Regions from separate parts of the Mus musculus genome. Here region 1 is linked to region 2. A link is a loop called in an ENCODE intact Hi-C map of the cell type or tissue named here. Cell type or tissue: heart. All regions are shown on one strand. Links, peaks and the distances in the headings refer to the core of each region. The heading gives the core; the rest is flanking DNA. Region 1 overlaps Nsmce2 (NSE2/MMS21 homolog, SMC5-SMC6 complex SUMO ligase). Region 2 overlaps Nsmce2 (NSE2/MMS21 homolog, SMC5-SMC6 complex SUMO ligase).

Evidence for each region. Peaks named below come from ENCODE experiments on the same cell type or tissue, not always from the same donor. Only the 100,000 strongest peaks of a DNase experiment are listed, where the experiment ranks them.
Region 1: it touches region 2 in a loop (4-fold over the local background); 2 of 42 quality-filtered maps call a loop at or near these places.

The regions. Positions count from the first base shown.
Region 1 is chr15:59,471,490-59,487,957 of GRCm38, forward strand. The region is part of intron 4 of Nsmce2 (NSE2/MMS21 homolog, SMC5-SMC6 complex SUMO ligase); the gene reads left to right. Among named protein-coding and RNA genes, the nearest start is that of Nsmce2, 110 kb to the left of the region's middle. In heart, for the core only: a CTCF peak has its summit at 9,758; DNase peaks (open chromatin) are centred at 9,272 and 9,862; H3K27ac peaks cover 1,720 bases.
Region 2 is chr15:59,534,818-59,551,285 of GRCm38, forward strand. The region is part of intron 4 of Nsmce2 (NSE2/MMS21 homolog, SMC5-SMC6 complex SUMO ligase); the gene reads left to right. Among named protein-coding and RNA genes, the nearest start is that of Gm36677, 75 kb to the right of the region's middle. In heart, for the core only: no CTCF peak of the experiment used is centred there; a DNase peak (open chromatin) is centred at 7,904; H3K27ac peaks cover 2,996 bases.

The DNA of each region.
Region 1 (16,468 bases), core at 5,336-13,335, 61 kb before region 2:
TAACAAATTCACTGCTACATGCTTGTACTCGGGGAACTGCCAGAAATTGAGTAATGGTCTTCTGGTTGCTCCCATCAACCCTCCAGAATAGTAAAGGCTATCTGTCCCCTTTCCCATTTTCTCCTCTAGTCTTTCATCCCAGACACTCATAGTCCCTAGAAAGTTCTCCGTTCTCTTTCAACTCCAGACTTGCTCATCTCAGCATGGTACATTCCATCCCTCTTTCTTTCTTTGCTTGTAGTAAATCCACCCTTCTGTCTTTTAACAGACACCACAGACTTTAGCGATGTCCTCCTAATACAGATGAAATCACATCTGTAAAGTGAGACTTTTAAAGCAGTCTTACTCTGAAGGGCAGTCTAACAACACAGATTAGGGAAAATGTAAGCTAGGGTTTTTTGTTTTGTTTTGTTTGTTTTGTTTTTGTTTTTTTGTAAGCTAGGTTTTTGGAAAGAAAAGGAATGATAGTTAAACTTTATGGAAGCTTTGAATGTGCTAATTGCTTTGTTTTAGACTGTGTTGAATGGAACTCAATATTAAAATATCCAACTTACAATATTTGAATGAACAGAATTCTGCCCTCTACCTATCTCAGCAAGCTATTCTCCATCCTTTGCATTTAGTTACCGTAGATCCCAGTAGATACAGGAACTGAAATATACCATTTTCTTCTCTTGCTTGACTCATTTTACATAAATAGCAAATTCCCCATGACCTAGTCTGGTAAAATAGAAAATGCATTATTATATTTTGAGTACAAGCTTTAAAAGTAGTGAGGGTATTCTTTGGCCACTGGCCTGGTTATAACATAGTCTGGGAACTGGATATACCATATCGGGAATATGATATGGGAACTGGATATACCATATCGGGAAGAGGAGAGAGGACCAGGAACAGAGGGTTGAGAGGTGAATTTTCAAGTCACTGATCTCAAAATCATCCCATAGTTAATAAAAGACACTAGCTGCATCTGAAGCTTAAACTTAACATAATCCAGTGATAATTTAAGAGAGTTGTATTCAGCTATTATAGATTCAAAAGTGTATCAATACTATATTTTCTGATAAATAATACTTTGGGGGTGAAATGCTAATGTGATAATTCCAGATCAAATACCCTATATTCTGATACTCCTCTATAGTGTTCAATAGGAAAATTCAAGAACAATCAGAGCTTGGAAAAAATTATTCACTTACAAAATGTTTTATTATGTCATGATAATATTTAAATTAGTATACAGCCCTTGGGTGTATGTGCGAACATGTGTGTGTGTGTGTGTGTGTGTGTGTGTGTGTACATGTGTACATAACGTACACCTGGTGATCATTAACCTATGAACAGAAATAGAAGAAAAGGCACGAGGAGCAAGTAATCTATTAAATAAAATTCTGAGTATATGAGAGAAGGGGTTACAAGTGTACATCGAGCTGATTGATGTCACTATTGCCTTAAGTAAGCCAATTTAATCAAATAATGGAGAGAGTTCATTTTTCATGAGCTGTGTCTTGTGGTTGAACTTGAACTTGAAAAAGGTGACACTGTTGTGGCATATAGGATAGACTGGAATGGAAAGAGTTCTTGCTTACAGAAGCCCGCTGGAGTGTTGGTGAGGTTCTGAGCTACTGGAGACTACCTGGGGAAGAGAGAATAATACAAGAAGTGTCATGCAGATGGGATACTGCCTGAATATAATCTTGGACCTCCAAAAATAAGGACTTAGAGGTGGCTCTCAGACCACAGCTTAGCCATTTGGGAAAATATCATTACAAATTGCATGGGAGAATTTGGAAGAAGGAAAGGGAAGATTAAATGATGTAATTATAATTCCCAAAAATATTTCTTAAAAGAATATACCCTAAATGAAAATGTAAAATGATAAACTTAGAGAAGAAAACCTTGTGAGTAGCAGGATGGCTGTTGGTAGTGACACAGGCCTGGAATCCCAGCAGTTGGGATGCAGTGGGCAGAAAGAGCTCAAGTTCGCGGCTGGCTTTGGTGGCATAACAAATTGGAGGTCTTTAGTCTCCCACAGCAGCTCATGTTTATTAGTTCATTTTAAAAATACTGTAATACTTGTTTTTAACTGCTAAGACAGCATGCTCGAGTGTTTGTTCTTCATCCTCTCCTGGCTATCTTACCCCTGAAGAGCAGGGGGGTCTTTAAAGGACTCTTCAAACTCATCTGCTTAGTCTGGGACGTGGATCTTCATAAAGGTATCCCAGCAAACTTGAACCGAGAGCATGACTCAAGTAGAATTTGGCTTCTGTTGCTTCTCCTTTACAGCATTTGTTAGCTCTTTTCGAGTATCTCTCTCATACCTGAGCTCAAACCAGGTATTTAGTAAAATAAAAAGAAGTGTAAGCATATTCCTTATTTGCAAGAGATTTTTATCCTTTCAAGATATGCCTTAATAGATGATAGGGCATATTGAATATGCTATAGCCCTTTAAACAGAATAACGAAGATACTTAATGAACACAAATAATAAAGTCTGGGAAAGAAATGAGAGTGTAGTGTTGCTGAGATAGAACCGGAGGAGACAAATGCTAGTGTGCTAGCACATGTGTCTCATGTAATCACCACCTGAGAAAGGAGCCATCTTTGAAACGAGTGATGGCTTCATAGACAGAATGAGGTTTGAGTAAGACTTAGAAGAACTTTGAATAAGAAGAGAGGTAAGAATCCTGCTCAATTTAGAATGGAGTCATGTTTTCTCAAGAAGGTAATTATTTAATTACAGATAGTCTTCAGTGGCACCTATTAAAGAGCCCGAGATAATACAGCTGCAACAAGCCTGCAGCCACACAGTGCTAGGAGCACTCTTAGCAAGTTGTTCCTTCCATGGAGCCCACACTTCATTCTCTCTCCTCTGATGTGTGTGTGTGTCTGTGTGTGTGTGTGTCTGTGTGTGTGTGTGTCTGTGTGTGTGTCTGTGTGTGTGTCTGTGTGTGTGTGTGTCTGTGTGTGTGTGTGTGTGTGTGTGTGTGTGTGTGTGTGTGTGTGTTACAGATGAAGGGCCCATCTCAGTGTCAGTGAGTAGCACTCACCTAGGTTTTGTTTGGGGAAAATCAGAAACAGGTGTTTCCCTTCTGACATGGAAACCCCCATTGAGTAACGGCAGGTGGCACTTTTGACAAGTATATCCAGATCTAGGTAACGCCTAAGCTGGTGGGAAGAATTGGGGAATTTCCTTTTCTGAATTTGAAAGATAAGTCTGCTCTATAAACTTTCTTTCCTAACTGGTTCTTACTGAGTACATTAAACTTTTTGGAGATGACTCCATAAAGATACATCTTCTTTAATGCAGTTTGCATAGTACATAGTAAGGTGCTTAGCCATACAGCAAAGGCCAATGTGCTAAAAACAACTATAAAGTCAGTAATAAAATATAAGATCCTAATTTTATGCCTATAAGTTCAAGGGAGCCTTTATGATTAAGATAGCTTTTAAAATACTGTTATGAATAAATGTCATTTTTCTCACTCTTACTTCTGAAGTGGTGCTACTTAGCTAATACTGTCTAGCCTCCATGTTACCATGTGAGGAATTTCCACACAATATTTTTTTGCTTGATTTTAAGACAATATCTTACTGTGTAGCCAGTCTAGCTTTGAACTTGCAACTCTCCTGCCTCAGCCTCCTGATGGGATCGTGGGTATGCACTATCACACGTAGCTATCCTTTTGGTTTTGACATGTACATCTTTGTAAACCGCTCTGATTCAGCTTTGTGGTATTTGTTCACCTCCAGCATATTTCTGCTGTCTCCGTCACCTCCATCAATGACACTGGCATCCCCTCTCATTCCTCAGTTCTAGTTCCTAGTATTTCTCACCGTTGACATATACTTCTATCCCAATTTGTGGTGTGAAGGGAGAGGCATTATATCTATCATTCATCCTGTAGTCTCCCTCAGATACTTACCCATTGACTGTTCTATAGATAGTCTTGGATTGATTATCCAAAGATTTTTTTTTTTTTACTAGTTCCTGCCTTTGTTGCTAGATTGTAATTAACCCTATCACCATACCACATAAACACACTTCTCAGCCTCTTTGGTATGTACTTTTTTACATGCTAACCAAAGATAGTTAAGGGTATTGGTTAGATGTTCTGACATGTTTCCTAGTGGTGCGTAGTAGAAGTGTCTGGATCCACCCTGCAGAGCTGGCTGAGGTAGGTACAGGTAGGAAGAGCCTTGCATATGCCTTTACTTCACACAGTAGACCTGCTTCGAAGAAAGATCATTCTCCATTCCAGTCACAAATCGTAGGACCCATGTGTCATCATATCTAATGATCCAGAAATTACACTCACAGTGAATGATAATTGGTCAGAGCTTAAGTTCCCATTTAAGAATGGGGAAAGGGAGTTTAGCTGTTTGTCTTTGAAAAAGTATAATATGAAAAATAAATCTTGAACATTTATACCCTTTTTCCTCCCTAAATTATTATTCTCTACCTTGTGCTTTCCCTTTGAGGGCACCAAAAGCAGAAGGAGTCATGCCACTGAAGAAGACATCCTCTTGATCTATCCCCATCCCTTAGTACCATCAGACCCTCATGTGGTATATAACCATTCTCAGGGTCGCTTCACTGCCCGTACCTTGCTGTGCCTAAGCTTTTCTTTGGGTGTTTTAGTAAATACCAGTTGGGGTGATGCCACTCAAATGTATTGTTTTAATAGAAGAGCTCACACAAGGCCCTCAGTCTTCTTCCATCTCCAGACTGCAGTATACATGTGACATGGAGCCTGAATGCTTTATGTTTGACTTACACAGTGATAGGGTTGATTGTTTCTGAATACATACAGATAAGTGCCACCTCTCCATTAGATTCCACTTGAAACATTTTCTTTTGTATCAATTTCTTTTTGTCTTTCCCTGTAGACATCCATGTTTACCATTCTTTATGTCTAGACTACTCTGAATGTCAGCTTAAAGCAGAAAATTCGAAGGTAGAATAAAGAGCTGCTTTGAGAACTTTACAAAGAAGCAGTTTACATTGAACAAAAATATTATTTGTAGAATAAGGAAATGTCTAGAATATTATAATTTTGAGCCAGTATCATCTATCTAACTGTTCTTCCTATTTCATTATTGCCAGCATGAATTGTGCCTTATAGCAAGATAAATAAGAGGTTAGAAGCCAGAATTAGGGAACCGTGTCTGGGTTTAGAGTACCAAAGGCCAATAGTAGGCCATTCCCATCAAGCCAAAATAAACACAAGGCAGAAGTCGAGAGAAGTTACAGGTCAGAGCAAGATATGCAACCTAGGGAGCATTAGGGACATCAAGGGCTCAAGGAAGCAGGGAAATCTGGAACCCTGGCCTCCAGGACTGAGAGATCCGTGGGTGTTAGAGATGAGGTCACATTGTAAGAAAGGAAGCAAGAAGGGTGCATTGTGGAGACTCGGTGTCCTTAGGAGATAATGGATTAGTGGAGGTCAGTACAAGACACTGCACAGCAGACAGGACTTGGACACAGATTAACCCCCTTTGCTTTTCTTAGGATTTTTATTTAACTAATAGACTCTCTTTTTTTTTTTTTAAGAGCATCACTGGAGTTATAGAACCAAGCAGTCAGTGCAGAGTTCACATTTCCTACACTCAAACACTAGTTCCCCTGTTTTTAAGGAGATCATTGAGAGAGCATAACAGTATATGAGCTATTGCTACTAACACTTATTTCCACTTGGACTTATTCTGCTGTGTGTTTTGATATGTGTGATGGATTTTATGTTCTCTAAAATTCACCCCTTTAACATTCTAAGTCTACTGTTTGGTGGAATTAAGTATGTTCACATTGTGCAGTTGTCACCACCAAGGCTGGGACTTTTTTTAGCATCCCAAACAGAAATCTGATACGGGTTAAATAGTAATTCTTCACCTCCTCCTCCTCATTGGCTTCCATGAACTACTTCCTGCCTGGATGCATTTGACTGTCTGTGTGTGTATACAAGGGCATGCTCCACACTGGCTTGAATGTTTTGTCCACCACCTATATCACAAGTTCGTGCATTAATAAGGCCAGGTAGTTTTTCAGTTTGCATCACATTTTTTCAAGCATTCATCTGGTGCATCTTTGAGTTTCTACTTTTCAATTATCATGTGAATCATTCACTCGTGACTATTGGGCTATATCTGTCTGAGTTCATCCTTCAATTCTTCTGTGTATGTGTCCAGACTAGAATTGTTGAGTAAGATAGCTTTGACAACTGCATTATGTATAGCATCATAAAGAATGTTTCCACTCTCTTTAAAACTCACTCGACCTGTTTCTCTTTCTCTCATATACTCCTCTGCTTAGCTTTAAGTATATATATATATAATAGATATCTATTTTATATCCCTCTAACCCAAAACTTCCAGGTAGAGTTGAGTTAGTCAGCCCAGTGGTCAAGTGAGTCAGAAAGTTATTATAAATTACTGCTAGTCCTCAGGGCCTTGAGATTTTGAAAGTTACATACACAGTTACTACAGGTAACTACACATTTAGAAAGAATGAGTTTCAAGTAAAATGTTTTGCAGGCTTAAAGTGTGGTATATTCCTTTTCATCCACATGTTTTTTTAAGCACCTGTGCTATTGCCAAGGCCTAACCTAGATAACTACATAGGAATTAAAGAATCCACTCAAGTGAGTTTTAGGAGTTTCTACCGTTTCTGTCACCTAAGTACTTTAGATGGTTGTTCCTTTGAGTCATGGGTTTCAAAAGATCCTGCTTACCCTTGCAAAGCTTCTTCCAAATACTGAACTACCATGAATAACTGACATCCTGCTTGTCTAAAGATGAATATTTTCCTTGGAACATGACTCTCCAGTGAGGCTGCTTGTGTGACTGTTGCTGTGTCCAGTCCTGTCATCACAGCCGTGCCAGACCCTTTGGCTGTTCTACACACTTGTTCTACATGGTTGCAGTTTCTCTCTCCTCTTGGGTGTGCTGACCAGCTCTTGCCCACTTCGTTGTCTTTATAGTAGAGCACTGCACTAGGAAGGAAGATAAGGAACACTCGTCCTGCGTCTTGGGAATTTTGGCCTTTAGAGCAGGGGTCTCCATGCTTTTTTCATTGTTCACTGCATATTAATTGCATTTTGTTGGTTTGTCTGTATATATGCTGTAAGTAATTTCAGCATTTACATTGGTAATGAAACCTTTTTTCTTTCCTAGATAAAAGTTAATTATAAAAAGTAGTCATATGGTTTTGTGTATATTCTAAGGTGTATGCAACGTACTTTAAATACCTCTGCTGGGAAAGTTAACATTATTTTTCCTGAGTGAAATCTAGAGATGGTCCTAGGAATTCCAGGGATGAGTAGATTTAGTTAAGGAATTGCTCTAGTATCTGTTCCTCCATCTTCCCAATTCATTTGCTACCCAAGCACAAAAGTCCTATGTGTGTTGGGAATCGAAATAGTATATTCTGAAAATAGGGGTTTTTAAAGAACATTTGGTAGATTTTTATTTTTACAAGATGAAAAGTCCTAGAGAAATGTTTTTATAATAATGTGAATGTATTTAATACCAATTGTGTCAGCTTTCTGATTTAATAACCCAGTATCGGAGACAATCAACCTTTGATAAGTTTATTTTAGTTCTTGGTTTCAGAGGCCTCAGTCCATGGTCACTTGACACTTTCTATTGTTGCAGGATTTTCCCTGTCCAATCACATTAGGACAGTGGGGGGCCTGTGATTGGACAGGAAAAGGGAGGCGGAGCTAGGAGTTGGGGAGACAGAGAGGTCGCAGAAGACAGAGGTCGAAGGAGGAGGAGGAGAAGCCAACATGGAGGCAGATAGTCAGGAAGAAGATCCCGATCCCATGTGGTTTTAAACAGCAACTAGTAGCTAAGATTTTCACAAGGTTAGAATAATTGGGGTAAAACTTTTATCATTATCAATTGGCTCTGAAATTATTGTATTGGCATCTTGTAAATTGTGATCTTATTGTTATATAAATCTACTTGGATAATTAAGCTTTAAGAGTGATGTTTCTACTGGATAATTAGGTGTTGAGATGGCTTTTCATAGGGTGTGTGGGGTGTTGCATGGAAGTGTGAGGAACTTGTGGGGGACATCTTAGAGATGGCCCAGTGGGAACCCTGTGGCCCTGTGGGGCGAAGAGTTGACTGCCAAGAGACTGAGCAAGTGAGATCACCTGACATGGGGGTTAGCCCTAGAGAGTTGGTAGCGGCAGGCAGGAGCATAGCCTGGCCTGGCTGAGAATTGGCGTGTTCATTTTATAATATTTCCCTCAACAATCTATTGCTTTGGGCCAAATGGTAACACAGTATACTATGACTGAAACACATAGAAGGAGGCGAATTTACCTTATGGCAGCCAGGGGGCAAAGAGATAGATGGGAATGGGCTCAGATCCCCTTTAAGGGTACTCTCCTAGCCCCCAGATGACAGATTTGGGGCTAGATTTCCTCCACTAGATTCCACATTAGAAACATTAGACCTCACTGCAGCATCACACACTAGGCAAGCTTTTGCATTATTGGCCTGTGAGGGACACTTAGAATTGGAACTGTAGCACTAATGAATGAAGGCTAAGATGGATTGCTGGTGGCTCTCCTGTCTTGCTGCCAGCCTGCTGCCCTGTCTAGTGTAGGGAGTACACTTTTCTTTCTGTTGCAAAAACAATAAGGGCATCAAGATGATAAATTTTATGTTATGTGGAATTTTTTTCTTCTAACATAAAGACAATCAGATCTTACTTACTCATTGCCTGTAACTAATTTATTTTAAAACCTGAGCCACATAACCAGACTGTCACTGTCTGTGATCCTGTGTAAAGATTCCATGTCGTACCTGTCCTTCTAATTTTCTACTGCTTTGCTAAGTCCTTTAGGCACTTTAGTCTGTTACACCGCCACAACCAGAGAATGGAGTTTTGATTTGTAATACAAACCAAGTAAAACCTATGACTAGCAGTCTCTGGAGCTCCTTCAGTGGTACAGACTTGAAGAGGGGCCTTTAATGATGCCCTGCCTGCCATGTTGCTGTCTGGGATCCAGGAAGGCAGGTAGACAGCAGTCTGAATTGCATTTGGTATTTCCTGTGTTCCAATGCCTGGATGTAAATGAGAGATGAGCATTTCAATTTGGATGATCTGGCTGGGTTCCTAAGCCGAATGGCTGCGCATATACCATAAACACCGTGAAGAAGCAACCATGGAAACACTTGTTTTCTTGTTGAGCTAAATTTACTCTGGGTTGAATATTAACACAGCTCCTGGCAGGACTTTAAAAGCAAAAATAGCTTAAGCGTGATTCACTCTGAGTCACTGCTGGTGCTGAGCTGCCTGGTGCTTGACATTGAACAAGTTGGCAGCCTGCATTGCTACATTTTTTCTAGGAACTCTGAACACATTTCATTCTTGTGAATTTGCTTGTGCAATGATATTAAATAGAGTAATATGTTTACTTTGTTTCTAAGTCAAATGAATTTGAGAATGGCGAAACTAAAGTATTTTTCTTGGGCTTTCTGGAAAAGCAAGCTTCTCAGAATTCTGTGGTTTCTTTAACAGTTTATTTTATAGGAGATTAGTAAAATATGGAAATTTTAGATTAGATACTGGGGCTTCTGGAAGTTTTGTTAAAAAGTCTAGTAGTACTATTAAGCAGGATTCATTAATCTTCTGTCCTTACCAGACAAGGTGATTGTGCCATTCACAAAGCTCTTTCCTTTTCTTTCTTACCAGGGGAGGGAGGGAGGGAGGCAGGCGGTACTGCAGCCTGCTGTACACTCAGCTAGGCGGTTAACTTAGGAAATACTTTTCTTATTTGAGATTATATAATGGGAAGTTCATGGGTTTTGAAAGGCAGACCAGACCCACCCAGGGGATCTCTGTTGGCTCTTTAAAGGCCTCCCTCACATGCCTTTCCCTGAGTCAACCCAAGTGGCTGCTAAATCGTGAGTAGCCTGTTGGCTGACTGTGGGAAAACCTAGGACAGAGCAACTCGCCTCATCCATGATCAGCTAGGGCTGAGTCTAGAACGCTATATGAGAATGGTTTTCCCTTGATGTTGCAATTTCTATTTTAACATGTTTTTGTTTAGCTTTTGGAGTTGCCCAACAGTGTAATTTCAATTGAGGTTTAGTTTCAGCTCTTCCAATTTTTTTTTTCTAATTTAAAGACACTATCATTTTGTCTTAGAACTTCAATGACTTATATAAAAAATGGTTTTCCTATGATAGTCTTAAAACCAAAAGGAGCCTAGCCTAATTTTTGATAGTATTTTGAAATTATTTTACCATAAAATTGTACATTAGAAGATGCAACTCTGGTAGAGAATTTCAACATAGTTGCATAAATTGTGTTTCATATTACAACTTGTTCTCTGCTTGACTTCACTGAAATTAATAAAAGAACCCTTTCAGAAGGATCTGGTGAGTTAGCTTTGGTTTTTTTTTTTTTTTTAAAGAACTTACTCATAGTGTATCCTGTGTTGCTAAGTTTTCAAAGTTACCCATTTCAACCACACCCAAACCCTTTCAGAGGCTTGAAATCTCTTTACTCAGATGTCTTCCCAGTAAAGATTGGGGATCTCTGTGAGTTCCAGGAGATGCGTGAGGACTGTGTAAGAGCTAATGCTTGGTGATGGAGCTGCTGCTGAGTCTTGGATACAACACACAGTTCCTTATTCTGCAGTCAGAGATCCCTTACAGCTTTCTGACTCCGGCCTTGTGGCTGCTGGGAATATCCCTGAGGTGTTTTGTCTCAAAAGGATCCATGCCTTGGAGCTAGAGAAGGGAGAATGGGTTTTTACCATAGCATTCTCCTGGCCCACGGTTGTGCATATTCTGCTGATAGCTGTGTTTTGGAGGCAGGTGAATTTTTGGCATGTCCTTAAAGTAAGTACTACAGGGTTTAGGTAAATCAGCCCTTTCAGATTGTAAACTAAAAGGTTATTAGCCTAGCTGAGTCTCAGCATAACCCGATAGTACTCTGTTACTGCAGATCAGACACACCCCTGTCCCTCTGCCCCCAAGTACCCACCGCGTGTGTGTGTGTGTGTGTGTGTGTGTGTGTGTGTGTGTGTGTGTGTGTGTGTGTGTGGTGTAGAAAAGGTCTTAGGTGTAAGAGTTCAGGCAAGATCCCTATAAGAAAGAACTTGTATACTCATTAAATCTGGGTTTTACAGACTGGGTAACTGTTAAATTTATTTGGTCAGTGCAGTTTCATTTTTCTGCTTCTGTTCATTTGTGTAGTAGCCATTTATTGAACCTTACTATGCCAGAAATTAGGATATTTTTTAAAAGTCGGTGCATTAACTTAGAGGCAGTCAAGCAAATTATTAAATTATCTATGTTTTAAAGGGCCGGTGACAACCATGTCATAATTTTGTTCTAGTAACTATTTTCAAATGTTTCTAATTTTCAAAAAAAAATATGCAGGCATATAGTAACTTTTTGGATAGGATTTTAGATTCTACAATGTGGGATGACTAAGTCAATCTAATTGACATGCTTAGCACTTCATCTACTTTCTAATGGTGAAAACATCCAAAATCTACTTATAAACTTGGATTATGCGTCCTTATCCCATTCTGCCATCACTCTTGGACAATGCACACACTTTTGGTAAATTGTAGTCTTGACTACCTTGAAGTCAGCTTTTTTAGATCTTACACAGAAGTGAATCTGCTCTCTTTATCTTTCAGTACTGATTTAAATGTCCTCCAGGCTCATCCATGTTGCTGCAAATGACAGACCTTTCTCTCTCTCTCTCTCTCTCTCTCTCTCTCTCTCTCTCTCTCTCTCTCTCTCTCCCTCTCCCTCCCCCTCCCCCTCCCCCTCCCCCTCCCCCTCTCTCCCCCTCTCCCTCTCCCTCTCCCTCTCCGTGTGTGTGTGTGTGTGTGTGTGTGTGTGTGTGTGTGTGTGTGTGTGACACAGAGAGATAGAGAGAGCGCACATCTATTGGAAGATATGCTGGCTATGCAGATAGTGTTGTATTGGACCTGGGAGAACAGCTGACCTTGATTTTTATACACAGAGGTGAGATTGCTGGATCATATATGGTAGTTCTACCTTTGGGCCTGTTTTATTTTTAGGAAGCTCCATACTAGCTTCTGTAATGACTGTACAAGTTCTCACTCCTATGAACAGTGTGCAAGAGTATCCTTTGCCCCACATGCTCACGAATACTGGCTACTTTTTCCCTTTGATAATGACTCCTTTAAGTGGAGCAAGGTGATATCCTCTTGTGATTTGCATTTGCATTTCTGTCGTGGTATTTTCATATATTTCTTGCTCATTCCTGTATCTTATGAGAAACACTGGTTTGAGTCTTTTGTCTATTTGTTATTGAAGGTAAAAACCTTCATTATAAATGATTCAATTGGTGAAGTGTATTTGCACCATTTTTTTCTATGTGTTACTGGTGTTTGGCCTACATGTGTTTGTGTACTACTGGAGTGTCTGATATACACAAAGTTCAGAGGAGAGCTTCTCCAGAAGAGCTGGAGTCTTTGAAACTGGAGATACAGATGGTTGTGAGCTGCCATGTAGGTTCAAGAAATCAAACGTGGGTCCTCTGGAAGAACAGCTAACGCTCTTTACCATTGAGCCATCTCTGCTGGCCCATGTTTACATAGTTAATGCTAAAATGCTATGACTAGGGACACACAGACGTCACTCCTACCCCAGCCCTTACTGACTACCACCCCAACCCCATTATAAAAAGTAATTATTTTTAATATTGAAATTACTTTAAAAGTACTTTTTAACATATACTATTGTTCAGCTTAATGAGTTTTCTTGTTCTTCTTCCAGGCAAAGGGCATAGCCATTTACCTTTCTTATACCCAGTCCCTTCTACTGTCTAGCCTTCCTCTAGCCCCCTTTTTTCTTAGTTTCCCTTGTAAGTCTCTCTTTTCCTTCTGTAACTCTAGTGATCACTGTACCATCATACAAGATTGAATTCCTGGTTTTCATAAGTGAGTCATAAGGTGGTATTTGTCTTTCTGTGTCCTTGTTTCATTCAGCCTACTAAAGATCTACCCACATTGTGCAAATGACAGGGTTTTATTTGTTTCACAGTTAGGAATTATTCCACTGTTGTTTCCTGGTACTAAGAAGTGAACCCAGGGCTTTACCCATGCATTGTAAGTGTTCTCCACTGAGCTATGCCCTCAGCCTCCCTTTTACAATTTTATTTTATTTTTCATTCTACTAACTTACTTAATTACTTACAGACAGGGTCTCTCTACATGATTCCTGGCTGTCCTGGAATTCACAATGTATGTAGACCAGGCTGGTCTTGAACTCACAGAGTTCTGCCTGCCTCTCCCTCCCTGGTGCTGGGATTAAAGGGAAGTAAAACAGAGTAGCTCCATCCAGAGAGGTAGTGTGGTTCACCTCACAGGCAGCATGTCTTTAGCAGGCTGTATCTGTTGATCCTGTGGTGAGTCTGAGAATTTGATATTCTTACATTTTTTCCTCCAAACCTGAAGTCAGGCTTTATTACACATTGGGCTTTGTCACTTGAAGAGGCTCAGAGGCCAGTTTCAGGAAGCAAATTAGCCAAAAGAAAGGTTTGCTTCCATGAACAGCAATGGTCTTCTGTCCACTGTTTCATTATTTTAAGTTCTCTAAGAACTTCTTTCCGTCCTGAGCCTCTCACCTCCATCCCAGCCACTCTGGTAGTGAGCACCACTGACCAGCTATTGAGAGTCTTCCTTAGCCTGGCTCACTGTCAGCTGTCAGGATTCCCAGAGCTACAGAAGAGGGGAGAAGGGAAGTCAGTGCTGAGAAGAAGGACAAGGCATCCCCTAGGGCAGTCCATCCCCAGCAACATGTTACTGGGTCACCTTTCAGAGTATGTTTGTTTTATTTAGCAAGGGATTCACTTATCATTTCTCAGTTTGATTTCCAAGAAAAATTTTACGTGGTAGCAAGTTAAACTTATTTACTGAGCAAAACTGTCTCCAAAGACATTTTCTTTTCTCTCTCGGGGAGTGTAGTAGAGTTTTTGACAGTTGTAGACAGATCATCATAGTGCTTGGTGTGGTGTAAAATAACACACTTTACCTGAAGGCGTTTCCAGATCATTACTAGGCTTTTTATTTTTCAAGTAATAATTTTCAAAAGATGAGTTTTGATAGACTTTTAATTAACTGTGGTTTTGGTGTTGTCTCTATATAGCATGCCCCAGTGTATTTGGGCTCCATTCAGTTTTTATGTCTACAAATAAATGAATATAATTCAGAATCCAGAATTTTGTCCTGGGTTTTTTTCTTGGCATGTTAAGTTGACCTGCTAGAAACTGAGCTACTGCACTCTGGAGACAGCATGTTCCTGCCCAAAGGCCTCCTGTGAAGAGAGCTCAGACTTTGTGGTCCAGTTGTTCTGTGCATTTACTTTCAAATATACCCAGGCCTGGAGCTTTAAAAGAACTTTTTCAGGAAAGGAAGGTCCTTGGCTGTGGAGAGAGCGTGTAACTAAAGGTGGAGACACAGTGGCAGAGCACAGAAGGCCGGAGTGCCGCAGGTGCTTTCCTGCACTGTGTCCCCCTGCCTCCAGATAGATAGCCCAGGTCAGCTGAGATCTCAGTGTGGGAGCTTGAGAGGCCAGGCTGGGCTTTGAAGACCGCCCTTGCTTCACACTTAGTGCGGTGTCAAGCAAAGACTGTGTTCATCCAGAGGCTGGGAGTACATTTTTAAAATGAAGAAGGTGGGGAGAAGCTGGGAGAGAAATGGGGAAGCAGGGATTGGGGAGTGAGTTTGGAAGAGAGGAAGGAGGAATTTCTTCCTCCTTGACAGTCTGACTGTTGTTTGTTCTCTCTTAGCTTCTTCCTCTCTTCACTGCTCTCAGGCCTGTTCGCTCCTCCCTCATCTCTGTTTCCTTCCTAACCCTATCCTCGCCTCTGTGAGCACTTCCTTTAATGACCGCACTCCATCTACAGAGGACTATATCAGAGAGTGCCACGCACAGCCATGTTCTGTAGAGGATGGAGTAACTGAGGATACAACAGCCTAACATGACTTTTAAGTTCCCTTCAAGTTAGAGTGAGCCCCTCTGATTTGACAAGTCCATTCTTAAAATGAGGTGAGGGTGGGGGATTAGTCTAGAGATCTGAGTCACAAACTGGAAGCAGTCTCCAGATATGTGAGAAAAGACCTGCCAGGTCATTGCCAGGGTGGTAGAGGGGCTTTTGCTTTGCTTTGCTTTGCTTTGCTTTGCTTTGCTTTGCTTTGCTTTGCTTTGCTTTGCTTTGCTTCGCTTCGCTTCGCTTCGCTTCGCTTCGCTTCGCTTCGCTTCGCTTTTGGTGTTTTGAGATAGGGTTTTGATATCCATCCTAGGCTGCCCTTAAATTCACAACAATTCTCTGCTTCCCCATAGTGCCAAGATGACTGGTGTGTAACAGGTACCTCCATGTCTGCTGTGGTAGACATTTGATAGAAGGGTATTTGTGTTGCTTCCTCAGACAATAGTGAGTGTGGACATGTTCCCCAGTCTCTAGGCACGGAACCTGTCACTCAGAGAGGTGACAGTCACACAGCAGGTAGAAGAGGCACAGAGCTAGATTCCAGCAGCTCACCCAGTCCAGAGCCGCCAGGTTACCCACAGACATCTGTTCACACCACTTTCTCCTTAGAACTGGGGCCACTTAGATTAGTGTCCTTGTCTGTGCCGCAGCTTAGCTCCTCACCTCAGTTCAGATATTTCACCATGTCAACACAGTTGCACTATGAGTAATGTTAAGACTCTAGAAGCCTCTGCTTTGCTACCAAACCCTTGGATGCTTTCAAATCCAGTTAAGCTTTAATCAGATCTTTCTTGAATTACTTTTGTGGCTATAAGATGTCTATTATAAAAAATTCCATTTAAGAAAACAAAAAGATGCTTATAATCCCCTTACTTAAAAATAGCAATGTTAACTTGTATATTTCCTTAGTCTGTTTCTGGGAAGTGTGTATTTGGAAAGTTGGTATCAGCATAGTGTCTTGTTCGTTTGGTGGTCATTTATGGTAACAATTGGTGTCATCAGATTCTTTAAGTTATTTTGATAGTTTTAGAACAATATCTTGTTTTATGCATTAAGTCTTAAGTATCAAACATTACAAAATTTTAGATAATTTCTTTATTGTCTTATACATTGTTAAAATTAAATAAAATCAATAATATTTTTAGATTTTTTTCTAAAAATTACTTCAAAGCTTGACATAAGTGATTGGTACTTTACATTGGTAAAATTTTATTCCTTTTGGAAGTTTTTTTATCAAACATTTGTATACTCAAACAGTTGATATTTATGATATCCTTTCAGTGCAATTACTGAGAATAAAACTAAGGGAAACTCCTACCTTGGCAATGCTTACAGTTCAGTGCAGGTAATGTGTAACAGGTACTGAAGTAAGGCAGCAAGCACTGTACTAAGAAGACACAAAGGGTACATGATGGAGTTTTGAGCAAAGAATGAAGGGAAGACTTCCTAGCATGACATATGATCTGGGCCTCAAAC
Region 2 (16,468 bases), core at 3,206-11,205:
GGCAGTTGCTAAAGCTATGCTAGAATGTGTTTTGCCAGTCTGATGGATTGTCTACAGTCCACCTGGTGATGGTAAAGGACCAGGCTGAAAGAATGTAGGATATGTGAGGTTTGGGAGCTGTGCCAATATAGTGGTTGCCAATACCAGCTGAGAAATCTACTCTGCAAGCAAACCAGATCTAATAGTAGTTAACAGCCTTTTACCTAGCTTTATTAATTAGAGCAACTCCTGTTAGTGGTTATTTGAAGCGTCTGTATAAACAGCTCCTGAGCTCAGGGCTTATTACTATAGGTTTAGTGTAGTTCAGTGTAGATGAGGACATGTCAGTTCCATGAGGTTATCTGGAGTCCTGGGCACCTTCCATGTATGACTCCATCATCCTGAATCCCCTCCATCCAAGCTGGTGCAAGGGACAAGAGTGAGCTTGGACCAGGTCTGTACCAGAAAGCATCCATTACATCATCACGATGTATTTCAGGGGTGAGTCACACAGGTGTGGTAACACTGGTCTCTAAGGAGCTTGGAGAAATAAATAGTCAGGACCCTGGAGGAAAACATTCGTATTTTCAGTGTTTGCCATACTATTAGGATGGAGATTTGAGAGGCTATGGAAGCATTAGGAAAGGAAAATATTGTTTAAAAAAAAATAGGCCAAGGGTCCTTTTTGTCTTCAAAAGAATTTTATTGAAAATAATTCAAATTGTTTCAAAGTTATTTGGCAAAAAAAAAAAAAAATGATAGTTGAAATTCAGTGGGTCACCTTACCTCTCTAGTACTACAGGTAGTGGTAATAGCTTCCACAGGTCACCTGTGACTCCCTGGTTCTGTCCACTGAGAAATCCAGACGAGGGTGAGAGTTTATAGAGGCTGAAAAGTGCTCAGCCCGGGTCAGAAGACTGATAGGCATTCCGTCTCTGCACAGCCCCGCTGCGCTGAGTCTTCTGCAGGTGGGTCACAGCAGAGCTAGTTTACAAGATTGACAGGTGAACACTTGTTGAATATCCCCATAGTATGGCACTGTGGGGTGCATGCAAGGGTGCATACGTTTGGGGGGGGGTGGGGGTCGGTGGGGGGGGGGGTATGTGTTTCTGTTTCTGTAACGAGAACCTGAGACAGTCATTATAGGAGGAAAGTATGTATCTCTGCGCTGTGGAGGTCCCAGTCCCTGGTGACTGTTGAGCCCTGTTGCTTAGGGACTGTTGCAAGGCAGCACGTATGGTAAGAGTGTGTGGCAGAGCAAACTCCAGCCTGCGGCTAGGGAGTGAGAGAGACAGAAAAGACCCAAGTCCTGCAGTCAGTCCTCTGTGGGTGTGTCCTCAGTGACCCAAAGGCTTCCCATAGAAGGCCATTCTACTTCTACACTAGCTTATAGCACAGAGCACTTAGCTGCCTCCTATGTGCCATGCAAAGTTTGTTTGCGCTCATATCAACCCCTGTGTATTGCTCTTATTTTACAAATAAAGAGCCATCAAACAACTTGCCAGAGTTTGAACAGCGATTTAATGGCACAGTTAGACTCTGTCCCATGGAGCTTTTGTCTGCCTGGGACAGAATCCAACTATGAACTTAAATCTGTGACCTCCTAAGCATCAAGCTACAATGCAGGAATTAAGACACCAGAGAGACAAACATCACAAGGGTTGGGGGGTAAGGGTTCTAACCTTAAATAATAGGAAAATAGAGTGCTATTTCACCTTAAATTCTCTGGGATCTAGTCCATTAATCCACATCAGAAAACCCCCAGCCAGGAAGTTTATATGGAGAGATTCAGACTGGGAAGTTTAAGAGCAGGAACCCTATTGCAAACAAAACTGCTTGGGTTTTCAAGGCCTCGAGTTGGGTCTGAGTAGCTCCTCCCCACCCCCATATAGCACAGCGTGACTGTCAAGTCAGTCAGTTTTACAGTTTAGTTGAGTTTGAGCTGGACATTTAACAGTTCACTAAAAGATGCCTGGGCATCTGCCCTGTGCAAAGCGTCACACAAATGCTTTTAAATGCCATAGTGAGGAAAGTGCACTCATCCAGCTCACAGAGGTGAGTGATAGAAACAGGGTCTTCATGTCTTCAACATGACAGGCCACCATGATAAGGAGCCCATCCCTTAGGTCTGCAGCTAGTGAGCCGGACAGGAGACAATGATGCTGGGACCCTACATCACATAGTCATCTTTTCTCTTATCTGACGTCCTGTGAGTCTTTCGCTTTAGCTTTGATAGAACCACATACAACTCACCTGTTCAGAGTGAATTTTACAAGTCTTCAAAGCTGTGCGACCATCTTGACAACAATCACAAGAAACCCTCTGTTAGTATTCACTTCCCGTTTTCTTCCAGGCCCCCCAGCGCTAGCCGCTGCAAGTGGACTTTGTATCTCTGTAGACGTGCCATTTGGATATCGCATACAAATGTGTTGGTGTGGTCTGGTGTGTCTGGCTTCCCTGACTAGGCATGATGCTTTCCAGTGTCATCCATGTGGAAGCATGTGTCCACACATTCCTCTTCATGCCTTTAACCCATTGTATGGACACGCCACATTGTTGACTCACGAGCTGGCGGTCATTCTGCTTGTTTTTCTCTTTTGCCTGTGATGAATAACGCTGCTTGAACATTTGTGTACCAGTGGATGTGCGTTTTCATTTTCACTTCTTGTGGTGTTTATCTCAGAGCACAACTACTGGGTCATATGGTAACTCTATGTTTATCCTTTTTAGGAACTCCCAGGCTGTTTCCCACAGCGAGGGCGCCATTTTACATTTCCACCAGCAGTGTCTGAGGGTTCCAATTGCTTCCCGTCCTTGCCAGCACTTGTCACTGCCTGTCTTCTTACTGTAGCCATTGTAGTGGGTGTGAAGTGGTGTCTCGTTGTTTTACCTTGCATTTCTCTGATGGATTAATATTGTGGTGTTTATATTACTAACCTAGGCAGAAGTTTAAATCTCATACTTTCATATAGAAACCACTGCATATTACTTGGATTAACCAGTAATTCTGAAGCAAAACCATAGTTCTGTACCAGATAAATGTCGTTCATGAAATTATACTTGAAAAAAAAACTACAAAGTAAAATGACTTGGGATGAAGATAACACACTCACCTGGGACATTAGTTTTGCAGTATGAATTCATCTGCAGTGTTCTTTATCTGCACTACTAAAATGCTGTTGTGTGACATTTACTGGATAATCCAGACAGCACTTGACTAAATCCACAGTATGGTGTCACTGGGTAAACACTTGAAAATGGAAATGTGTATCCCTTCTGGTTTTATCAGTTGAGATTAAAGGTGGTTTATAGCACAGGAAACCTTTTCTCCACCACCCTGTATCTCAGTGTGGGCCAATAATCTGTCACCTGAAACCACTTAAAATAGGTTGGGCTTTCTTGACTGTCCTGTTGCTGTGATGACATCAGGATCTGACTGCAGAGGGGAGAAAAGAACACTTCTCTGACTTGTTTGCCTCCATGTCCTTTGTCCCCAGTTAAAAGCACTGCCCTTCTTTAGCCCTTACTTCTGTCTGGTTCTCAGATGTTTTCTACACCGTCTGTCTCTGTGGAGCTCCTAGTCTGCTCACAGTTGTTTCTGTCAAGGAAAGCTCCGTGTGAGCTTGGAAGTGTGAGATTCACCAGCCCTAGATATGTACAAAGTGAGGAGGGGCTGGTGGAGGAAAAAAGTATCTCAAACCAAACTCCAAAGATGCTTTCCCTAGAAAGAGTCTCAGGACAGCTTTGAAAGCTCCCCAGGACAAATAACTTCACAGGAGACCAGTGGTCCTCACTGGCACAGAGAGAGCCTCACCAGTGCTAAGCTTCCTGTGTGCTGTGCATTCCTGACTGCATTCGGCACTGTTTGCTGAGGGCCTGCAGGGGACCAAGGAGAAAAGAGAAAGGAAGAGTGGCTATGGCTAGTTCCGCCCTTCTTAGTTTCTACCTCTGCCTTATCTGCTCCTCATCTTACTGTGGGCCTGTGGCTCGGCTGGGGAGTGGTTCCAAAGAATAACTAGGTTGATTGGCAGGAATTGAATTCTGCCACCCCAGAGTAACGGGAGGCAACAACCTCAGACCCTTAAGCTGGTTTAAGCCTTCGTGAGTTCTCTTTTGACACTTTTTGAAACACTGCTCTGGGTGAAGCAAGCACATTGTGGCTACTAAAGATCCTGGACGACTGGCTAACCCTGGCCCATGTGCCTTCAGGACTGTTACAGAGGAACTAGATAGGAATCATTGGTAGGTTAGTAGCAATTGTGGTTTGGTTCTGATTTTTAAAGTGACTAGCCCTCAAGTAACAGAAAAATAAAGGATGGCAAGTGCTTGTTGACTGGACCGTTTGCTAAGATCGTGCGAATAGCTGTGCATAGGCTCCGGGCTCATTTTTTCCATAGCCCTCTGACATGACAAGGTCAACCTTCAAGTGAGCTGTAATGAAACTTCGTGCATCCCAGCCGTATCCAGTGTGCCCTTAGCTTAACACTCATCTGTCTGTGACCTGACATAGTGAATGTAGTGGCTCCCTGCTCCCACAAGTCCTATGAGGAATGGTGGGGAGGAGGTATAGGAGTGGAGAGGGCTGTACAGCAAGAACTTGCCCACGTTAGGAAGCCAGCTGACAGGTTTGGCTGTGGCCGAGCTTATTTTCCATTGGATTCTGAGTTTCCTTGCAGCAGTTTTTACAGAAAGCTTTAAGCTCCTTGCCTTCATAGTCCCACACAGGAGGGGATGATGGCCGAGGAAAAGCGGATTCATTTGTTCCTGTAACAAAAGAATCAAATGTACTTCTGTGGAACAAAAATGCATTGGAAATTTTGCTTGTTGTTTTCTATTACAAAATTGAAATAAAAAAGGAATGTTACCTGTACTGATTTTCTTATTTCATATGGAAAATAAGAATATGTTGCCGGGCAGTGGTGGCACATGCCTTTAATCTCAGCACTTGGGAGGCAGAGGCAAGTGGATTTCTAAGTTCGAGGCCAGCCTGGTCTACAGAGTGAGTTCCAGGACAGCCAGGGCTACACAGAGAAACCCTGTCTCGAAAAAACAAACAAACAAAAACAACAACAACAACAAAAAAAAACTTTAAAAAAAAATGTGTGTGTGTGTGTGTGTGTGTATGTGTGTGTGTGTGTTTAGAGCCTGCGTATCTTATTTCCTTTCTGCAAGCATTGTTATCTACAGTCACTGGCTCAATGAACTTATCATTTTCCTGGACCACTGTTCTATAAGGGTTCTAAAATCAATCAATATCTCTCTCTCTCTCTCTCTCTCTCTCACACACACACACACACTATTAACAGCTGCTTGCTCCATTCTGACTTGTGTGCTTTCCAGCTAAGGTGAGTGTGTGCAGTGCCGTGACTAACGCTGCACTCCTCTCACAGATGCTGTCTAGAGGGGAGCTCTCAAGTCAGCAAAGCCCCGACCTTCCCTCACCCATTCCTCCCCACCACCAGACTCTCGTAGGAGCAATCCTTTCATCTGCCCCTAAGTGACCTCCTTGGGTAGACCATGCCCTGAGTCTGGCAGCTTAGTCTATTTCCTAGTAGAAACTCTTTTTCTCAGTTTAGGGAAATTTTATATTCGCTGTGTCTTGTTCATAAAAGTATTCCTTCCAGAGTGACACACGGTGAAAATGAGGGTGGGATGCCTTAATTAGGAGACTTCGTTGATTGCTTCCAATAAGTAAAGCAATTATGCCATGTATCGGAATATGAATGCAAATGCTTTGTAATATTAACCCTTGATGTGGAAGAAGTAGCCTGGCCTTTGAAGTCAGGTAATTGCAAAACTAATGCTGACTGGATGCCAGGCACTGTTGCAAGCTCCTTTATAAGTTGGTTCACTCACGCTTACCTCAGCCCTCTGAGAGTGTTCTATTAATATGCCCATTTCACAGATAGGAGGAAACCTGGGGTGGGATTAAGAAAGCTGTTGTGAGTGTGGGAACCAGCAGTTGAAATCAAGTGTTCTGTCTGAGTCCGAGCTTCCGATGCTACACTTCAGTCTCCAGGTAGCTCTAGGAGCTACCCTGTCCTCACGGTACTTTGCTCACCCATAAAACTGGGCAAGGCTCTTTGAAGAGTTAAAAGGAGAGCAAACATTGCTCTTGCAGAGGCTCTGGGTTTGGTTCCCGTTGTCAGACATCTCACTCTGTTGTCGCCTGTAACTCCTGCTTAGGGGATCCCCGCCTGCATACCCACACAGGGCTGTGCACAGAATTTAAGATAAATACATTGTTTCTTTCAAATGAATTAAATGGCTTACTATCAAGCATGACCGGGGATTCTTAATGGTGACTCTACACCTAACTCATTTGTGGGTTTCTTTTGTTTCTTGTTTTGGTTTAGACCCCACCCAGAGAACTCGTGATTCATTTCTATACCCCATGGTATGTGGTCTCTTATGACCAATGTAAGATCCCTGTCAGAATTACTTCAGAGTAAGCAGAGTGGCTTTTTAAATGACTCTTGTTGATGACTGTATACCTCATTTCAGTGTTAGTCAGCCAGGACTAAGACAGGACAATGGGAAAGGGCCAGCCTCATAACCTGTAACAGTTGTTCCTGAGATACGTAAGCTGCCGCCCTCGCCCCCTCGCTGCTGAAAGATAGCGTATTTTATAAATAACCGATGCAACTGAAAAGGAACAAATTGGTTCTCCCTCTGTTTGATAGCTCCTCTGTTGACACCCAGTGACCTATCTCAAAAGTAAACCTTTAAAAGACATAGAGTGTTGCCCACAAACATTTTACATTTTTAGGTCCATGAACAGTGGAGCTCAAAAGGGCTTAAATATTCTGACTGATACAGGCTTCTCATCACCAGGTCCCTTACTCAGAGAGGGGGAGGCACTTGTCAGCACACTGCTTTCCAAACGAGAAATGAGCTCCCCAAAAGAACAGTTGCCCCTGCAGTGTTTTATATAATGAGAGTTTGAGATAATTGCTGTGTTGATACTGAAGCACTTTTGATTTATAAAGCAAGCATTCATTTAAGAAAATGTCACATAACTTGAAAATTGTTATCTGAACATATGATTTTAGTTTTCTTTTGCAGGAACTGACTTACTTCAAGGCCATGCCATTTAGATCTCAGGCTAAGCCAAATCAAAGGTGACAAGGCACATTAATGACCTGAGAGGCTGGGCTATCTCACAGGGTGGCACTATCCCATTCGACAGTCATTTATTGAGTGCTTACAAGACACTGTGATTCACATGTTCAAAGGACACTGTCCCAACACTTAAGTACATGACAGAGGGAGGCAGTGACATTCAGCTGCTGTTAACGGTGGAGGAAAATATGAGTATGCAGGAGGGGCCCTGGACCGAGCCAGGAGTAGAACAGGGGAGGGGATAGGGCTGAGCTACAAAGCTTCCTGTAGGACGGACAGCTAGAGTGATTCCTAGAGGACAGGTTACTGTAGGTGGAAGAACCTTCCAGCTGGTCACTTGTGGACAGTGTAAACATCCTGCCTAACCAACATCACCTTGGCTACAGGGAAGGCCTGATGGTCATCTGATGGCTTCAGTCTTAGATGATCTACTGGCTTCAGTCTTAGATGACCTACTGGCTTAAGTCTTAGATGACCTACTGACTTCAGTCTTAGATGGCCTACTGGCATCAGGTCGTAACATTATTTGAACATTTTTAAAAGTCATTTTTGTCTCACAATGATTAGCTAGGCTCAGAAGCGCAAAGGAATAAGATATTTGGGACTTGCCTTTTTGCCTCTGGTTTGTGTCACCTACTCTCCTCCATTTACCACTTGACAGGGTTACATAGGAACAAGCAACACCCTCAGCAGTTAGGCCACTGGGAAAGAGAAGCCCGTGCCACCAGCCACAGTAAACCTTATCCCCAGTGTCACTGGAATTGATGCCACTCTGACCAGTGGATCCTGGTGACCATGTCAGTGCCCTTTAGCAGACTAACCTCTCTATACTTGGCTCTCTTCTCAAGATAAGGAATAATAATAGCTCCTTACTATACCACACTACCCTGTGGACATGGGGGTTGAGGCTGACACTGAATGAACTCACTCCTGGGGCAGCAAGAACAATTTGTTAGCTGTTAAGGGACAGAGTCCCAGTTCCTTTCATGTGAGACTAAGACACATACAAGGACTTCTGCAATCCAGAGCTCCATTTTCTGCAGATACTACTTTGTCATTCAAGCCAGTGTGTTCCTTTCATAGCCACTGCTAGTGTGCTATGTGCCAGACACTGTTCTCAGCACCTGGGATAGATAAACTCAGGAATCAGTCCACACAGAGTCTGAGCTGTGGTGTGGGAGTTAATCTGACACATTTCATAACTGGAGAGAGGGAGAAGGAAGGAAGGAAGGAAGGAAGGAAGGAAGGAAGGAAGGAAGGAAGGAAGAGGGAGGGAGAGAGGGAGTGAGGGAGAGAGGAGAGAGGGAGAGAGAGAGAAAGAGAGAGAGAGAGAGAACAGAGCTTACAAGGCCCAGATGCTACAAGCCCTACCAAGCCATTGTAGTAAAAACTGAGCAGAATGAACAACTACTAGTGACTATTGAGCTTGCAGGATATAGTAGGCACTGGGTTCTGTGTTTTATTTGAAATAAGCAGATGAAGCCTTTATGTAAAGCAGATGACACTGGCTCCAAGGGAGGCAATGGAGGAGTTTGCAAAGACAGGGCTCTCTGATTCTGAAATGCACCTTGGTAGAAGGGTGTGTGTGTGTGTGTGTGTGTGTGTGTATCACAAGATTGGGAATAACAAGATTAATTTTGGGCTGCACTTGGCCTCCATGTAACCCCCTTCCTTGTTCAGGAACTGGGGAGCAATTTTGGTATCTGTGCTTCCAGAAGGACTAGACCAAAGAATCCAGCCTCATAATGCTCACTCCTTGGGTGTTTTTCCTGGAGCACTAAGCAGGTTCACGGTCCAAGGTACAGCTTCCCTGCCCATTTTTAAAGACCCCAGCATTTCTGAGTGCTTGTTACAGACAGAGGAAAAAAACTAAACTACAGAAAACTCAGTTTCCTGTTCTTGGTTATGACCAGAAAATGAGGTGGCTTTCAGAGCAGCATCAGTGACCCGTGAACCTGCACTTTAGATGTGACTCACAGTAGTAGCCTGTGGAAACTGGCAGACTCCTTGTTCTACAAGATGTTATTCTGAGCCAAGTAAACACCCCCAAAGTCAAGATGCTTGTTTAAGACCAAACCTCAAGGTAGAATGTGAAGGACGGGCAGAAGGCTTATTGAAATACGTCAGCTTATTTTGCAGGACAAAATGAAAACCTGCCAGACACTCTTAATTCATACATTACTGATTTGAAATTCATGAAACCATTGAAGGGGCTGTGTAATAATAATAATAATAATAATAGTGAAGGGGCTGTGTAATAATAATAATAACAACAACAACAATAATAAGTGAGAGTCTTACTATTTAGCTGCCTATTGTTTATTTGCAAAGCACAGTGCTGGCCATCAACGGTGCAATATAAGTGACCACTGGCTTCTACCCTTCTGACTGTGTAGGTAATTTCTAAGTATGTAGAGTGTAGTATAACTACCCTAAGCTGTGTCCTGATTCCAGTTGCTCTACACAGAATCAATTTGTACTTACCCAGCAACAAAAGAAAAGAGAATAAAACAAAGAATAATGTGGATGGTGAGTGTAATTCCATCTGCATTTCCAGAGAGAGCAGCCTGCTGTTCCTTTCAGTTGACCTCAGCTTCCTATTGCTTTCTCCTGTCTCCCAATGTAAGATTCCATTGTATCTAGTGTTTGAAGATAACATTTTCATAGAACATAGCCCTAGGATGCTATATCTGCTTGCTGTGAGCAAAGAAGTAGCATTCTTTCCATTGCTAAAACTAATGCCAGCTGTGCTTGGCCTCACCAAGGGGTCAGTTTTTCTTTGACTTCTATGATATTTTCATCATGTTCTTTGGCTAGAGGGTTTATGTTCTAAAAGAGATACAGTTCGTTGTAGTGATAGATGTACAGGGCAAAGTCAAACCTTTTATAAATTCAAGAATCTGCCAAATTGGGCTGGTGAGATGGCTCAGTGGGTAAGAGCACCCGACTGCTCTTCCGAAGGTCTGGAGTTCAAATCCCAGCAACCACATGGTGGCTCACAACCACCCGTAATGAGATCTGACTCCCTCTTCTGGAGTGTCTGAAGACAGCTATAGTGTACTTATATATAATAAATAAATAAATCTTTTTAAAAAATTAAAAAAAAAAAAAAGAATCTGCCAAATTGGGACCATAGCCAAATTATTGGGCTTCTGTCTGTAGCTAGTCATTGCCCACATTTTTTACAAATCTGTAAAACAAAGATAGTTATATTTACGTCATTGATATCACAATGTTTAAATGAATAATAAAGATCCTGACAAGCACGTGGAAGTCCATTGCTATCCATCCCTGCAATAAGTATGAATGTAGTCTGCCTATGAAAACCAAGGACAGGGTGTCGGCAGAGGGGTGACATAATCTATGTGATTTTAGAAAAGATGACCGTGGTGACTGGAGAGTTCAGTACTTGGTGTGCTGACATGGGGACCTGTGTTCAGATGGTTTGCACCCATGTAAAAAAGTCAGGCATGGTGGCGTGTGTCTGTGACCCCAAGGCTCAGAAGGCACAGACAGGAAGATCCCTGGGACTTTCTGGCCAGCAAATCTAGCCCAGTTGGTAAGTTCCAGACTTGATGAAAATTTGACATCTTAGGGAAAAAAGGATAATATGGTGGAGAAGGATGTCGGAAGATACCCAGTGCCAACCTCCACAAGTGCACACAGAAAGTAGAGATTACTGTGGTGTCCGGGCTAAACCATAGCAAACCTAGAATAAGGAGATACTGGCATATTGGCAAAGATGAGGGCCTGAGCAAAAGAAAATGGTAATAGTATGCATGGAGTTCAGAGGTCAACCTGCAGGAATCGAACTCAGGTCACCAAATTTGAGGGCAAGCACCTTTACCTGCTGAACCATTTCGCTGGCCCAAGGCTTGGCAGTTTTAAAAGTACAGTGGACAGGACATAGGAACCACTTAGCTAAGGGAACATAGGAAGAGTTCTAAAGCCAAGGATGGCTTTGAGTTCTTCAGGTCTGTGGGTGGAATGATAGAAAGGTTGGGCTAGCTGGGGCAGAGAGTAATAAAAGGTACTGCTGTAATACAGGCAGAAATTATATGCCTGGTGTTGAGCTAAAGAACTTAATGTAGTGCTTGGTTTAGTCATCATGACAAGTCTGCAGTGGTAAGCAGTGGCTTTGCCATTTTACCACTGTGGAAATAGAAGCTCAGGGGAACCCAGAGCCTTGGGAGAAAACATGAGGACAGGCATGTGTGACAGCAAAGGCTACTTTTAAACCACTTTAAGTAAACTCACTCAGCTCAGGGTGGCTTGGAACTTATTACATAGCCCAGTCTGGCTGCAAACTCATGACAGTACTCCCACATCAGCCTCCCAGGTGCTGGGATTGCAGGTGTGAGCCACCACACTGAGCAGAGTGGGGATTCTGGATCAGAAAAAGCTGCACTGGAATTGCTAACATTGGGTGAGGTCTCTTGAAGGCAGCTGGAAAAGCAGACCTGAAGCTCAAGAGAGGGTTAGGGTCGAGGTGGGGGTGATGGGAAGATGGGAGCTTGTGCTGTGGGACATGCATGAGGCCGCTGAGCAGGGCCAGAGAGTAACTGACTAAAGAGAAGCATGGCCTAAGGACGTGAGGCGAGTGCTCGCCTAGCCTTGGGCTTTAAGAATGCATGTACTGTTGAGCTGTGTACGGTTTTTTAAGAATGCATGTACTGTTGACTGTGTACGGTTTTTTCTGGCCAGGTTTAAACATTGTGCTTTGGTGTGTAAGCTTTTCATCAGCACCGTATTAAACTGTCCATTGTACAGTTATTGTTGGAGCTTAGTTTCAGAGCAAATAGATTCTTCAGTACAAAAGCCATTAGACAACCCTGACAAGGCATTATCAGTTAGAGCTCACCCCAAAGTTTTGTCATGGGGCATTCTTAGAGAGTCCTACATAAGCTTAATCCCAAAGCCAGGCTCAAGGGCTAAAGCCAAGGAACTAGACTCTTTCCATTTTAAAGAAACACTAAGAAGCCGTTATTTTCCACCTCCTGTCCCACCCCCTTGCCCTTTTGGGACCCCATAGCCCCATGGAAACTCTGTCCCTCTTCCATACATATTAGATCAAATGTGTACTCTGAGATGTCTTGTATCTTTCCCCTGGGTGCATCATTTTCAGATACAAGACATCTCAGAGTACACATAGGACCTGGGTAAAACTGGGAAGCAGCACATCATTTCCCCACGCGTCAGAGCAGCACGCCTCGGGCCTCTGGTTTATAGTAAGTAGTCTGATCTTCCGTTATAACCTTTACCTTGGTAGGCCTCTTCATTTTAAGAGGCTTCCTCTGTGCTAAACATTGTTAACACAGAGACCTAGGGTGCTAGAAAGATGGCTCAGCAGTTAAGAGAGCTCACTGTTCTTGTGAAGAATGCTGGTTCAGTTCCCAGCACCCACACAAAGGTTGCCAGCCACCTGTAACTCGGCTTTCAGGAGAACAGAAGTCCTCTCTGGCTGCCAGAGGCTCCTGCATGTACATGGTACACATAAACTCACATAGAGAAACATGTACATAAAATGGATCTTTAAAAAATTCAATAAAGAAAGCCAGGTGCTGTTGTCACACACCTTTTAACACCGTACAAGGGAGGCAAATCTCTGTGAGTTTGAGACCAACCTGATCTAGAGTGAGTCCAAGACAGCCAAGGCCATACAGGGAAATCCTTCTCAGAAAAACAGACAAACAAAGAAAAAATTAGAAAGAAAGGAAAATTCATAGACGAACAGAGGCGCTGGGGTTTGAATTCTTGCTGTGCTAGTCACTGTAGGGTGCTGGACAGCACACTTAGCCTCAGTGCGTCAGCCCTCTACAAGTGAGGTGTTAATAGTGCCTACAGTCCACAGGGCCTGGTGAGGACAAACACCATTCTTGGCGTACACAAGACAGGGCTCTTAACAAAGCAGCATCTGTTGGTGAGGGCTCATTTCCCAGCCCAGCACAGATCCCTCCAAGCCAGCTCTCACCTAACATGAAGAGAAGAGTGTAACATCTAGCTCCACTTTGTGAGCACCTAATCCATTACTTCCATGCCAGAGAAAAGAAGCTCTCTCCTTTTTAAAATGAAGGCCCCTGCTTGGTGACACACACCTGTAATCACAGGGCTCAAGTGGCAGGACCAGGATGGTGAATTCTAGGCCAACCTGAGCTATATAGCAATACCTTCATATTCTCTCTCTCTCTCTCTCTCTCTCTCTCTCTCTCTCTCTCTCTCTCTCTCACACACACACACACACACACTCTCTCACACACACACACACACACTCTCTCTCTCTCTCTCACACACACACACACACACACTCTCTCTCTCTCTCTCTCACACTCACACACACACACACGCTTGTGCATTAGAGACACACAGCACCTTCTTGTCCCACACCACACAGTATGGTCGATTTCAAAGCCTGCCACTCTTGGGGACTGAAGCGATAGCTCAGCAGTTAAAAGCACTCTTGCTGCTCTTGCAAAGCTGAGTTCAGTTTCCAGCACTGATATCAGATGGTCTGTAACTGCAACTCTGGGGCATCTGACACCCTTTTCTGGCCTCTACAGGCATCTGAATACATTCAGACAGATACATACGCATAAATGAAAATGACTTTAAAAAAGAAAAAGAAGTCTGACAGCCAGGAGATAGGGCTTTGGAAGCACGACGTAGAAAAATGTCTGGTTTATCATAGGCACAGTGGGCAAGCAAGCATCCAGACTTGGATGCTAAAGTGTCTGATCATAGGGGGATGCAGTCTTCTCTTTGTAGCCGAATGAAATTTTCCAGGAGACCTTTTGAGCTGCCAGTTGACAGCCCTATATGACATGTCTGTTGGGCTCCTTTGGCACTCATGGCAACAAGAAACAAACCCTGCAGTTTTAAATAAGCAGTTAGAGAGCTCAGAGCAGGTGGTCATAACTCAGTATGAAGCCACCAAACACCTCATCTTCCTGACTGACACCTTTCTAAATTCTCCCAAAGACCTCAGAATACCTCCCTCTCTCAACAGCGACAGGCTTGGCATTGTTAGTGAAGGAGGCCCATGGCCTTCTTGGACCTCTCTGCAGGTCCCACAGGCTGGACTTACAAAGAGTCTTTTGACCAGGCAGCGGTGTAAGTGACTTTATGGAAGACAAGCCAGCGCTTGTTTCCTCTCTGTGCTGTAAGGGTTAAGAGTCATCACTGTGGTCACCAAGGTCAGACACCAGCTCTCAGTGTGCTGGTTCCAGCCACAGATGTGTTTGGGTTGGCCAGGGGAGTTGTATACACATGTATCTTCGGTTGCAACATACACCAGTTAGAAGGGTTCCCATCAGAATCAGCATTTCCAGCTTCTTTTAGTACTGTCTCTGACAGCACAGGCTGCCGTGTAGAGGCTGTCTGCCTCAGTGACATGGAGGTCCCTCATTGACCCTTCTACCTTGACGTAGCTTCAGCCTGGCCTACTTCCTGGATGCAGGTTTAACAGTGTTCCTACAGAGTCCTGTGCCATTTTCTCTACAATAAAAGTGAAAAGTACAAATTCTCCTCATCACACTCCTGACCTAATTTTAACAAGTTGCCAAATACTGAGTCTCAGGCCTACAGTGTGCTTTAAGATATAATTCCTAAGGGCAGCATTCTTTGATCAATCCTCTTGTAAAGTCACACAGTTGAAGACGATCCCTACCTGCTGGTGTTTCTGTGTCACAGCTCTTCTCCCTCTGCCCCATGGTTCCCAGCAGTGTACATGCTAAACATATCCTTAGTTGTCCCCTTTTGGCTGCTCATAGGTTTGAAGCTAGGCTGTCTGTGGGGAAGGGAGTGTGGAGCTGCAGAGGGGAAACGAGATACCTGTTTGGCTTCCACTGGCTTGAAAACTGAGTCATGAGTCCATAGTACAGAGGTAATGTGAACAAGTCTTTGCAAATCACTGCATCAGTAAGCCGTTTGCCCCCACCCCTTACACACCCTTTTCTCACCCGTTGTATGGCCAGCCCCTCTCTTGGTTCCATTTAGACTACCTAACCTCCGTTGGCAAAATCTGCCCTTTTCCTACCACCTCATTATTCTCTGGCCACCTGCCAACCACGTGAGGGCGATTTGAACACTGCTGAAAGCAGGCCAGCACATGGAGTCCTTAGAGACGCTGTCATGTAGTCATGACCGTGAGGAAGCATGTCTCCTGGAACTGTGGGTCACGTCACTCCACCGTTGTCATATTTCACTTTACCATCGCAGGGGTTTTGTGCATTTCTTCCAATTCCCATGACTCTGGTTTCACATGAGGTCGTGGACTTCTCAATCAAAAAGTTGCTCATAGCTTTGGTAGGTCTGAAATTTCAGAGTATTGAGCAAGGCCCGCATTGTGCTAGAACATGATCTAATAAGATTGGACTGTCAAAACAAGAAGCAGCAGTCTGGCTAAAAGGTTTTTAAGCAGGAAATCTGTCCTGTGAGAACCTCCAAAAGATGATAAACATGTAGGCTGGGGGCCGATTTCATTTTCATCTCTACCATGAACTTAAGCAGACTGAAGTAGAGGCAGAAACCGTAGATGCTATCTTTTGGTTGGGAAACTAATTGGTTGTGTAATTAGCTGTGTGAAACATCAGGAAAATATGTGAACCATTTTGTTAGGACCCTACAGAGTACTTGGGACAGAGCCCCAAAATGTCAAGTAGAGACGATGCGTCACTCAGAGTGCAGTCGGAGAGCAGGGAGTTCCTTTCCAGCCCACCAACCGTGAGAGGCGGCAAGTTATGTAACCTTTTCCGCTCCTTGGTCTTTTCATCCCTGACATGAGAATTGGGACATTATAAGATGTTCACGGGGGATAAAAGGAATAATCTGGAGCAGTGCCTGGAGCTGGAGGAGTGGCCAGTAAGCGAGAGCAGTGACTGGTAGGTACATCGCAAGTATGCTTGTGCATTCTGATCTCAGCACAGTTTCCAAAAGAAGATCGGCTGGTATCTTAGTTTTCTGCTCTTTGTGGCTCCTCACTAGTGGAACCCTGTGAAGGGAAACATCTTGTCATTCTCTGCACCATTCTCTTGTCAAGAGCACATCTCAGTGAAGGCTCAGGTCAGGATGGCCCTGGCGATGAGTCACTGTAGTTCACTTTGGCCTCCTCCTGAAGCCCACTTTTATAATTTTCCAGTTCAATTATTAAGACACTGAATATCTGCATCATACTACTGCTGGATTGCAATGTAACCACTAACCAAGCATGTTTATGCAATGCCTTATGTGTAATCACTTATAATAAAAGTAAAAGCCGGGTGTGGTGGTGCACGCATTTAATCCCAGCACTTGGGAGGCAGAGGCAGGTGGATTTCTGAGTTCGAAGCCAGCCTGGTCTACAAAGTGAGTTCCAGACCAGCCAGGGCTATAC